Regions from separate parts of the Mus musculus genome. Here region 2 is linked to region 1. The links are chromatin loops, found by intact Hi-C in ENCODE. Cell type or tissue: left cerebral cortex. All regions are shown on one strand. Links, peaks and the distances in the headings refer to the core of each region. The heading gives the core; the rest is flanking DNA.

What was found. Hi-C counts contacts between places; a loop is a spot of excess contacts. Peaks named below come from ENCODE experiments on the same cell type or tissue, not always from the same donor. Only the 100,000 strongest peaks of a DNase experiment are listed, where the experiment ranks them.
Region 2: a loop joins it to region 1, with 3 times the contacts of the local background. A loop is called at or near these places in 3 of 42 quality-filtered maps.

The regions. Positions count from the first base shown.
Region 1 is chr1:163,401,181-163,406,748 of GRCm38, forward strand. Gorab (golgin, RAB6-interacting) reads right to left here and starts at 2,489. Exons shown (of 5, transcript NM_178883.6): 1 at 2,343-2,489. The coding sequence starts at 2,403. It overlaps Gm24940 (a small nuclear RNA gene), which reads left to right and starts at 1,103; the gene lies at 1,103-1,222. In left cerebral cortex, for the core only: no CTCF peak of the experiment used is centred there; a DNase peak (open chromatin) is centred at 2,530; H3K4me3 peaks cover 1,898 bases; H3K27ac peaks cover 716 bases.
Region 2 is chr1:163,776,359-163,781,926 of GRCm38, forward strand. It overlaps Kifap3 (kinesin-associated protein 3), which reads left to right and starts at 3,225. Exons shown (of 20, transcript NM_001305643.1): 1 at 3,225-3,544. The coding sequence starts at 3,513. It overlaps Gm51663 (predicted gene, 51663), which reads right to left and starts at 3,182. Exons shown (of 2, transcript NR_165475.1): 1 at 3,015-3,182. In left cerebral cortex, for the core only: a CTCF peak has its summit at 3,091 (motif pointing right); a DNase peak (open chromatin) is centred at 3,193; H3K4me3 peaks cover 1,577 bases; H3K27ac peaks cover 629 bases.

The DNA.
Region 1 (5,568 bases), core at 981-4,980:
TTCCTACCAAAATGACTGTCATGTGACAGCATCAGAAGATTATATGGAATGACTGTATCAGCTTCACTGGCAACCCATGCTACACGTGACACTAGACTGAAACATAAACCTTCATTACTTTAAACAACTGGCTGTTTTAAAGGTTTTTTTATTGCTTCAATTAAAACTGCTTTTGCCTAATATATTAATTAGCGGTGCTTCTGTATAGACTTACCCCTCCCATCACACTCCCTTGCCTCTCTACCAATTCTGCTTCACTCCTTTGATATTCTTCAGCTACTCTCAAAATGCACCTGCTTTCCCTAATTTTGTTCATATATAAACTCTTTTAGACTATTATCTACTCAGCCACAACTTGCTTTTGCAAATATTCATGTAATTTATACAAATTCATTATTAATGAATGTGACTAGCGATTAATAGAGTCCCACCAATAGATCTAACACATATTATGTATCCTCTCATCTGCTAGCAAACAACTCGTTTGTCTCTAACTTTTGGATATTATAAACAAGGTGGCTAAGAACATTCTTGACTGCACATGCATTTATGCATTCGAGTGTCTCAAAAGCACCCTGTACTTATTTTGGCTGGCAACAGATCCCATCTTCCTAGATTATTTAACTGCATTCTTAACAGCTGCGAGGAGGACTCGATTTCTGCAGCTTTAAAAATGGGAAACCAAGGAGACTTGGTATTTTTGTTCTGATCACTGTGTTCCACTATGGCTACATAAAAACTGGAAGATACTTCTGTTCTTACAGATGTCATAGATGAGTGATTTTATACCCACAGTCTAGCGTTTCATGACCAAGTGACGGGCCTTAAAGTTTAGGTTCTCATCACCTTCTAACCAAATCCAAATTAAACAGTTAAAATATACTTTTTAGATAACAAACATATTGGAGTCCTACATTAAACCTTTGTCAAATCAAGCTAAAGCCAAGATTCAACCTCCATGAAATGTCCCCAGTGTCCATTAAATCCTCAGCGTGAACTTGCTCTATGGCTACCACCTTATTGTACTGTCTGTCTCATGAATCTACAAGGTCTCTAAGGGCAAAGATGTCCTGCTACTTTTGACATCTCTAAGGCAGACGTTGTGCTTCATGGCAGGTTAGCATTCCCCATGACAAGGACGGAAGAGGCCCCTGGACCAGACAACACACCTGATTCAAATACTGAGAACTGAGTCAGATCAGATCTAGGTGCCTGCATTTGTACATATAGGTATATGAATGGAGAATGAGTTACAGAAGGAAAGAACCTGAAAACAGCCAGCTGGACAGAATCAGTTGGAACACATCTGACATGATAATTCCATGACAGTACTAAGAAAGATCAGCCAGTCCAGTCTTCCCCACATTGACCCCATGTTAGTAATTTACTTCCTTCTGCACCTGTCAGTCCTAGATAATTCACATATCTAGGCTAAATATTCCAAGTACCCAAGACATATCCAGATATCTCACAAACTATAGACATGGAAGAATTTAATTTTATCCTTAAGGTACTTTTTAAAATGTTGCCAAGAGTGGCACAAAGTTCTCACAGAAGTGATGGGCATTTCCAAGCCTACCACAGACATTTTTGTGAAATTGCAATCACAGGTCAAGAGCATTTTACATCCTTTCCTACCAAGTACTGGAAAACTTAATAAATCAGAAGCAGCGTTATCGCAAGCCCATACAGTGATCTATAATTATTCCAGAAAGCCCCCCGCCCCATCCGGGGCAGCAGATTTCCACTGTCCCTGAAGGCAGAAGAGACAGACATGTAAGTGCACTGTGCATGTACACACAAATACACACACGCACTTCAAATCTAACCTCTCGAAAAGTCCTTTTAGTTTGCTGACTCCCAAGAACTGGAAAGAAATGCAAACTCATCTGGTAGCCAGAAGTAAAGGCAATGCGGATGGATCATAAATACCACTTCTTCTGCGTTGATTCACTCTCATGACACCTTTCCCAAATATCTGGTTTTATAAGTTCACAATTATGATGCTGTATATGCAGTATTAGTCTTCATTCACCCTGAACCCAAGTTTACAACCATTGGTTTGGGTTAAAAGCCTCCCTTAGGGGCCATTCAGGTGGTGGCTTCGCTTTCTCTTCCTAACCTCATTCCTTTTTACAGGAAAACATCAAATCATCAGAAAACAGATGCTAAAAGAGAAACCCCTGGGCCGTCCCTCTGGCCTCTGCAGCAAAGACACCTAGGGAATCCCACCACCCCTGTCCCCCAACTTGGAGTTCCAGCCCCCACGCCCCCTCGCCCACTAAGACGGCCTCCTGTCCTTCAGACTCGAGACTCCACACCCGCGCGCAAGTACACCTTACCTTTATTCTGCTTTAGTCTCCTCAGCTCTTCCTCAGAGAAGCCCGCCCAATCCTGAGCCATCCGCCTAGCCCTGGGCACCCAAAGAGTGCCCAAATCTCCGCGCGCAGACTGCCAACACAGCTCCACAGGCACATCCGGGTTCCTTCAGTGGCGCGGCGAACAGCCAATCAGCGTGCCGAACTGTGGCGCTAGGCCTCCCTCTGCATTCAGGGACCCGGTACCTGTGGGGCTGCCCCGAGCGATGCCTGAAAGCCTGACTCGGTGGACTACAAAAGCACGGCCTTCGCTTCCACTCACAGGCCTCTGCTACACGTTCCAGTTCTTCTTGCTTTATATCTTTGGGGGGAAGTGGGGGTTATGGGAATATGAGGAAGGGTTGAGGAAAACAGGTAGAGCGGCAGTGACAGAGGAGGCCTACAGGTCGGAACTGCCTGACTAGCTGGGCGGAGCCTGTATTGCCTGGGAGGTGGGCGGTACCGGAGCATCCTTGGCTTGTAGGTTCTAAGTCATGGAGAAACAGGGTGTAGGGTTGAGATTTAAGCATTGGCCAGTTCACTTCTAGACAATAACATCTAGCAGATTTCGATTTCTTGTTTCTATGATGAATGAGTCTAAGAACCTAATCCTTATGCCAAGATATTTTGCTGGTCTCCTCCTGCCTATAGAAGTCCCTCAACACACCACACTCAAGTCCTAAATGGTGATTTTTTTTTCTTTTGTCTAAAGCTATCTTCTTGAGCTTCCATTTCTCCGTTTTAAGCAGAGTTTAGAAAATTAGAAGATGCAAAGCTTGTCCATGTATGTGTAGGTCAGCGTTTTTTAAACCATTTCTTTTTTTCATTATTTTTACTAAAAACAACTGAAAACATTACATTGGCTACATTGAAAATTTTTTTAAAGAATATTAATTTTCGACTCGAGAGTCAATATTTTTAATCAAGTTGAAGTAAAGGAGTATACTGGAAAATAAAATATGACACCAGCAATTGAAATGAGCAGTTCAGTTATATAAGTATCAGAAAAAAGTTTGACATCTTTCTTGTAATCTTTGAACTTTGAAATGTAACAGGTTTTCCAAAATTCAAGGATGCCACACATGCTTATCTTAAAGATGAGTTTATTTTCAATATATTTGAAAGGCAAAATACCATCCAAAAGGATTAGTTTCGTTCAAGTTTTGAACATAGACTAAATGTGTAAACAGATATACATTAACTCCAGAATAGAATGTATTAGTCACAATCTGGTAGTGGATTCAGCTTGCCCTCTGCACACAATAACCATTTACTAGTGACTCAACAACAATTTTAAACCTACTTGTGTGCTTTCTGTTACATTTTATTTATACATTTTCTATAAGACAAGATTTATCACTAATCTTAATAGAGTCAGTAATTATGGTATTTTAAAAGGTTTTGCCTTGCTTGTGAATGCAAATCAAGGCACCAGCAAGAGATAATAAAAGCCAATAAAATACATCTGTATAAAATTATACTTTCCCCCTTGCAACATTCCAAATCTCCTATTTGTTGTTCTGTTGGCCCTTCCTCAAGGAGTTCACTTTTGTCAAATGCTGTAGGAGATACTGGTGGGAACTAAGCTCCAGAAGTCTTTGCTCTGTGGGAGTTCTTGGTTCTGAGTTGAGAGAGTATCTCAGTTGAGAGTTTTGCTGGAAGTCTCACTCACATTATACTAACTATATTTAAGGGGAAATTTTCCCCATTTGTGTAGTAAATTTGGATCCTACCACCATATACACAAAGGGTATTTACTGTTTTCTCACACACAAAAGGCTTCCTTATTCTCCAGAGCAGTAGGCTGTGTTTTTCTAATCTTTATATATTCTCTTCTTTTCAGGCTCTTTACTAGTTTGTTTTCAATTATATGTAAGAAACTCAAACTTGAGTAGTTAGCTTTTGTAGTATTCTCTTTTTATATTCTTTTAAGTTCCATGATGAACATTTTTGTGTTTAAATAAAAGTTTTATATATAATTCAGCATGTTCATGTGTTTATGAGAAGGTATCATCTATGACAATTTGGATTGTAATATATTCTCCAGTTGATTCTCCATTAGATGGTTGGTGTTTCATCTGGACTCAGATGTGGTGTCTCATCCCTATAGTTCCAGCACTCAAGAGGCTACAGCATGAGTTTGAAGCCAGTCTGAGTTACACAGTGAATTACAGATCAGCCTGGCTGCAATGTGAGACCCAGTACAATTTAGATAGATAGATAGATAGATAGATAGATAGATAGATAGATAGATAGATAGATGATATTTTTAAAAATCTAATTGTGTTTCTAGCATATTTATAAAATGGAGCTGCCTGGCTGCCTCAGGAGGTTGAGGTACTTGCTGTGGAAGTCTGGCATCATGAGTTCAATCCCTGGTACCCCACATAAGGGTGAATGGGGAGAAGTTAGTGCACAGAGTGGCACTCTGTCTTCCATCCAAATGCTGTTGTATCTGCACCCCACACACAATGGTCACTTTTACAACATGTGAAATAACTTCCGACTTCCCAGTTCCTTCATGACACTACGTCTTGGCCTCTGCCTCCTTCTATATTAAACTGTCTTTTTTCTCTCTCCTTAAACTCCAGTCAGACTGGATTTCCTCGGGTCTTTGGAATTCATACACCTTCTCCCTCCACTCTGCTGACCTAGCCAGAGCTTTCCCAGTCACGGTTCCTTAAGCTGTTCTCTTCCCCTTGTCCATTGACCCTTCCTGCTTAAGTTATGGTCCCCAAATCCACACAGGCTTTTTATGACCACACTACCTAAATATCATCCTCTTATTTCCTGTATTTTTTATGACTTTTACAGCACTGCGTGTAATATCTAGGCGGTTTGTATTTTACAGTTTTATTTTCTATCTTCCAGTTTGATAAGAGTTCCATGATATGAACCTTAACCTCTTCTTTACCCAGCATAGAACAGACTAACAGCTGCTAACAACTCAGTATGTATTGAAAGAACAAACCTTTCTGAACTTAACACTCATTTGTAACATTTCCACATTAAAAGCATTTGAGATTTTTTTCCTAGAATGAATTTCTATGATGCTGAAAATATGAACTACATATTCTTATTCTTCTTGCAGCTCTGAACTCGTTAGTTAATAAACATTTTTTAACTAGTTGAGGAGAATCAGGAAGGCCTCATTTACTGTTATTATTTTTTAATGTGCGACGTTGGGCATCTTCATCACACTGGATGCAGT
Region 2 (5,568 bases), core at 934-4,933, 380 kb after region 1:
AGTGGGGAAAAGCCTTGAAGATATGGGCACAGGGGAAAAATTCCTGAACAGAACAGCAATGGCTTGTGCTGTAAGATCGAGAATTGACAAATGGGACCTAATGAAACTCCAAAGTTTCTGCAAGGCAAAAGACACCGTCAATAAGACAAAGAGACCACCAACAGATTGGGAAAGGATCTTTACCTATCCTAAATCAGATAGGGGACTAATATCCAACATATATAAAGAACTCAAGAAGGTGGACTTCAGAAAATCAAATAACCCCATTAAAAAATGGGGCTCAGAACTGAACAAAGAATTCTCACCTGAGGAATACCGAATGGCAGAGAAGCACCTGAAAAAATGTTCAACATCCTTAATCATCAGGGAAATGCAAATCAAAACAACCCTGAGATTCCACCTCACACCAGTCAGAATGGCTAAGATCAAAAATTCAGGTGACAGCAGATGCTGGCGTGGATGTGGAGAAAGAGGAACACTCCTCCATTGTTGGTGGGATTGCAGGCTTGTAAAACCACTCTGGAAATCAGTCTGGCGGTTCCTCAGAAAATTGGACATAGTACTACCGGAAGATCCAGCAATACCTCTCCTGGGCATATATCCAGAAGATGCCCCAACTGGTAAGAAGGACACATGCTCCACTATGTTCATAGCAGCCTTATTTATAATAGCCAGAAGCTGGAAAGAACCCAGATGCCCCTCAACAGAGGAATGGATACAGAAAATGTGGTACATCTACACAATGGAGTACTACTCAGCTATTAAAAAGAACGAATTTATGAAATTCCTAGGCAAATGGATGGACCTGGAGGGCATCATCCTGAGTGAGGTAACACATTCACAAAGAAACTCACACAATATGTACTCACTGATAAGTGGATATTAGCCCCAAACCTAGGATACCCAAGATATAAGATACAATTTGCTAAACACATGAAACTCACGAAGAATGAAGACTGAAGTGTGGACATTATGCCCCTCCTTAGAATTGGGAAGAAAACACCCATGGAAGGAGTTACAAAGACAAAGTTTGGAGCTGAGATGAAAGGATGGACCACGTAGAGACTGCCATATCCAGGGATCCACCCCATAATCAGCATCCAAACGCTGACACCATTGCATATACTAGCAAGATTTTATCGAAAGGACCCAGATGTAGCTGTCTCTTGTGAGACTATGCCGGGGCCTAGCAAACACAGAAGTGGATTCTCACAGTCAGCTAATGGATGGATCACAGGGCTCCCAATGGAGGAGCTAGAGAAAGTACCCAAGGAGCTAAAGGGATCTGCAACCCGATAGGTGGAACAACATTATGAACTAACCAGTAACCCGGAGCTCTTGACTCTAGTTGCATATGTATCAAAAGATGGCCTAGTCGGCCATCACTGGAAAGAGAGGCCCATTGGACACGCAAACTTTATATGCCCCAGTACAGGGGAACGCCAGGGCCAACTAGGGGTAGTGGGTGGGTACGGGAGTGGGGGTGGGTGGGTATGGGGGACTTTTGGTATAGCTTTGGAAATGTAAATGAGCTAAATACCTAATGAAAATGGAAAAAAAAAAAACAGGTTCTGCTTTTTATCCTTGACTGACCTGGAACTGGCTACATAGACTAGGTTGGCCTCCAAGTCATACTCAGCCTCTGCAAGAATCTTTAATATGTTCATTTGAATGTAAACTATATTTTGATCTTTTAAGTTTAGGTATATGAAGGCTTTATATTAAAAAGATATTTTTAGTTATTTTGCTGTGCGTGTGTGTGTGTGTGTGTGTGTGTGTGTGTGTGTGTGTGTGTGTGTGTGCGTGTGTGTGGTGTGTCACCAGACACATGTGTAAGTCAGAGGACAACTTGCAGATGTAGCTTCCTCTCCTCCCATGGTGTGGGTCCCAGAGATAGAACTCACATTCTCAGAGGTGGAGGCAGGCTTCGTTGCCAGCCTTTACAGAAGTTTTAAAGCAGTGGTTCTCAACCTTCCTAACACTATGACCCTTTAATAAGTTTCTCACGTTGTGGTGACCCCCAACCATAAAATGATTTTGGTTGCCACTTCGTAACTACTGTACTTTTGTTACTGTTATGACTCTTGATGTAAATATTCGTGTTTTCCAATGACTTTAGAGACCTTCGTGAAAGGGTCCTTCCACCCACAGAGAGGTCATGACTCACAAGTTGAGAACCACTGCTTTAAAGTAGTGTGCCTTGCTTTTATTGTTAAAGATGTTGTGAACGATAATTTGTGCATTTTTTGCCTTGGTTTGAATAATCAATATTTGAAATAGAAAGTCCAGTTAGGAAGAATCCCATGTGTGAACCGATTAGACTAATCATCAGAGTGTGGATGGAGAGAAAAAGCTGCAGATAATGACTACCTTAACGATAAGACAGAACTTTGTGACAGTTTGTTAAGAAGACTTTGATAAATATGGAGAATGTAGTTTGCCTGGAATTCCTTATTGATAAATTGAAAGAATAGTTACAACTTTATCAGAAATAAATTTAATTGGTGTGAGTTGGTAGGGGCATAAAACATCTCTTTAATGTCTCTCTGCATGACATTTTATGCATAAAAATCTATCACTATTAACTCTTTTGAAGGAATGGCTAACAATGTGATACCAGAAGACGGTGATGGACAGGTTAAAGGATCTCAAAGCAGAGCAGACAGCTTGCTTTGGCTAAAAAGCGGCTCTTTTCTCTCTCCAAATTGTCAGCAATTATTTGCCTTAGAAGAAACAATTTCTCAAGAATCTTGAGTTAAAGTTAATCAGTGGACGATTTGGAAGTTCAGAAGTTGGCTTGTTATAATGGAAGGGAGTGTTTTCTACTTTGGGATTTTAAATGCCACTTTCAAAGTTGATCCAATCCACATCACAGACTATTTCCACCAGCTAGAATTCAGTGCAATCAATGCAGAACCTTTTACATGTTCCAAAATAGAAGCTCCACCAAAGAAGTTGTTGTCAAAGGCTAGTCTGATCACCATCATTAGTTAGCTAGAAGGTTCACTGGTTACCTTGTCTCCTTTCACGCTAAGGACTTTACGTTCCAATTTTGCAGCTTGCAATGCTTCTTCCTTTCCCATCCTCCAGGGGGCAGTGACCAGGAATATGCCTCTAAATCACAGGCTCCCAGATCAGTACCAAACCCTTCCTGCGCTGTTCCTGGGAGCGTCAGATTTGTCGCAGGAGCCTCACCCTGAGCCTGCGCAGACTGTAGCTGTCGCGTGAGCGCATGCGCCTTGCGGAGAGTTCGGCCCTGACGGCTCTGGGCGGGTCTGGGCTGCTCCAGTGTTTTGGGGCCCAGGAGCAGTGGGAGGAGCCGGCGGGTTCACCGTGGTAACCGCTGCGCCGCCGCCGCCGCCACCGCCACCGCCACCGCCGCCCCGCCTTGCAGGCCTTGGGACTGTCACCGCTCTGCTTTGAGGGTACTTTGGCCGGGTCTCCGGAAGTAGCCCTCCCAGATTCTCAGACACTCCCATTCTCCCCACGCCGCTGCCGCCGCCGCCGCCGCCATGCAAGGCGAGGACGCCAGATACCTCAAAAGGTGATGACCCGGGCTCCGCCCTGAGCAGGTCCTTAGGTGTTTCCCGGCTGACCATGGGATGTCCAGGGGCAGAGCTAGACACGAGAAGGGGTGGGACGCAGGGAAGGAAAGAAAGAGGAGAAAATGATGGGGTGGAATAAAGGATGGGCCCTGCGGGGGCGCGAGGTCCTCTTTGGCTTGGAGGTGTCCTGACAGCATCTGATGATGTCCTTGCTACATTAATCTATAACCTCATTAAGAGGCAGGTTAGGCGAGATAAATCCCATATTTCCTAGGTTTTGTTTTTTGTTCTGCCCCACTCTCCTGGATTCCTCAATAGATAAATCCCATGGAAGCTTGGAAATGAATTCTGTCACATCACCAATTTGTGTTCAGTTTGAGATTCATAAATCATGGTGGGGTGTGTGGAATAAAGACGGACGTGGTGGTTTTTGCTTTATGCAAGACTGGATTGAGATGTTCAGTCAGCTGGTCTTGGTCCACTTTACTCACTTGACGGTCACATACACTGTATAATTTCTGTAGGAAGTTCATTATTATTAAGACCTTGGCATGCGAAAGCCTACTATTTTTTTTTTTTACATATGTATGATATCAGCTACACCAAGAAAAAGGAAATTTTGTGAGATTCCTTAATGTCTGTAGAAAAATAAGACCACCCATGGTTAGAAAAATATACCTCTCACTGAACCAACTGTGAGGGAGCAGTGAATAAATCTTTTAAAATGCTAATGTAGAGTCTCTATTTTTCGTTAAAGCTCTGTTGCTAATCCACTGCAAAGAGCACATAGATTTGGTTTTTTGGACATAATTACTTCATTTGAAAATGAGAGATAATACTTTCTGAAGGACATAAGGACAAAGTATGAAAATACTTTTGAGAGAAAAACCATGCATGTTAGGTGGTGACATTAAGTCCTAATAAAATTTGTTAAGTGTATTTTCCCTTACTTGATAGGGTTCTAGCCATATCTTGCAAGAAATTAGAAATAATCTTGCAAGTGGTAGTGGATTCTTGAACATAGTCAAATAGTTGTAAGATAAATCAACTATACTGCTTGTACAAGACAAGGGAACACAGTGCTTTGTCTTTTTCATTTTATATCTTTAACGAAAAGGCAAATGAGAAGACTTTCAGTAGAGATTTGTAAAAAGGAATATGTAATAAAAACAAATACATGGTCAGAGTACTCATTCTAACGTCATTTTGTTACCATATACACATGTGCCCATTCCCATACTCCTGTACACACACTCTTTATCTGTCAAATACAGTACACTTTCTAATTTCAACTTTAAACCGAAGGTTGTTTTAAAGAACATGCTGCCATTGTAGCATTTGCTGATTTTCATATACTATGGGTGTGTCAGATGTGGTTTTATTTAGAGTCATTGTACTAGTGTGGACCCTCTTAAAACCACATCATCTAGAAAACAATCAATACAACTGATCTACTTACTCACTGTGATGTTTTAGTCATAATCTGGAAAAAGATTTTAAAAACATTGTTCAATTTTGTCTAAGTTTGCATTGCCTTAGCATGTGTATATTTACATACACACATACATGATATATATTGCACATATATATTGCATGTGTATATATATATGTGTGTGTGTGTGTGTGTGTGTGTGTGTATGAGACATACAGACATAATGGAAAAGGCATGAACTTGCTGGATTTGATATATATGATACTTTGTTCAGTTTTTTTCACAGTGTATAATTATGTTTCACTTTTGTTATATTGTGCTATACTATATATAGTGTGCTATAACACTTTATTCCTTTGTTGTAACTACTGAATAATATTTATTGCATGGATATATTATAAGCTGTTCGTGACCGAGTGTTGATAGGTATTCAGGGGGTTTGTGCCTATTGCCTGTTAGGAATAACTTGACAATCAACATGACAAGGTTTTGTTGAACACTTCTCTCTCTTCAGTCATATAAGCTTGGCATACAGGAACATGAAGAAATTCCCTGTTAGACTCATTGAAGAACCAGCAGGGAGGTTTCCTC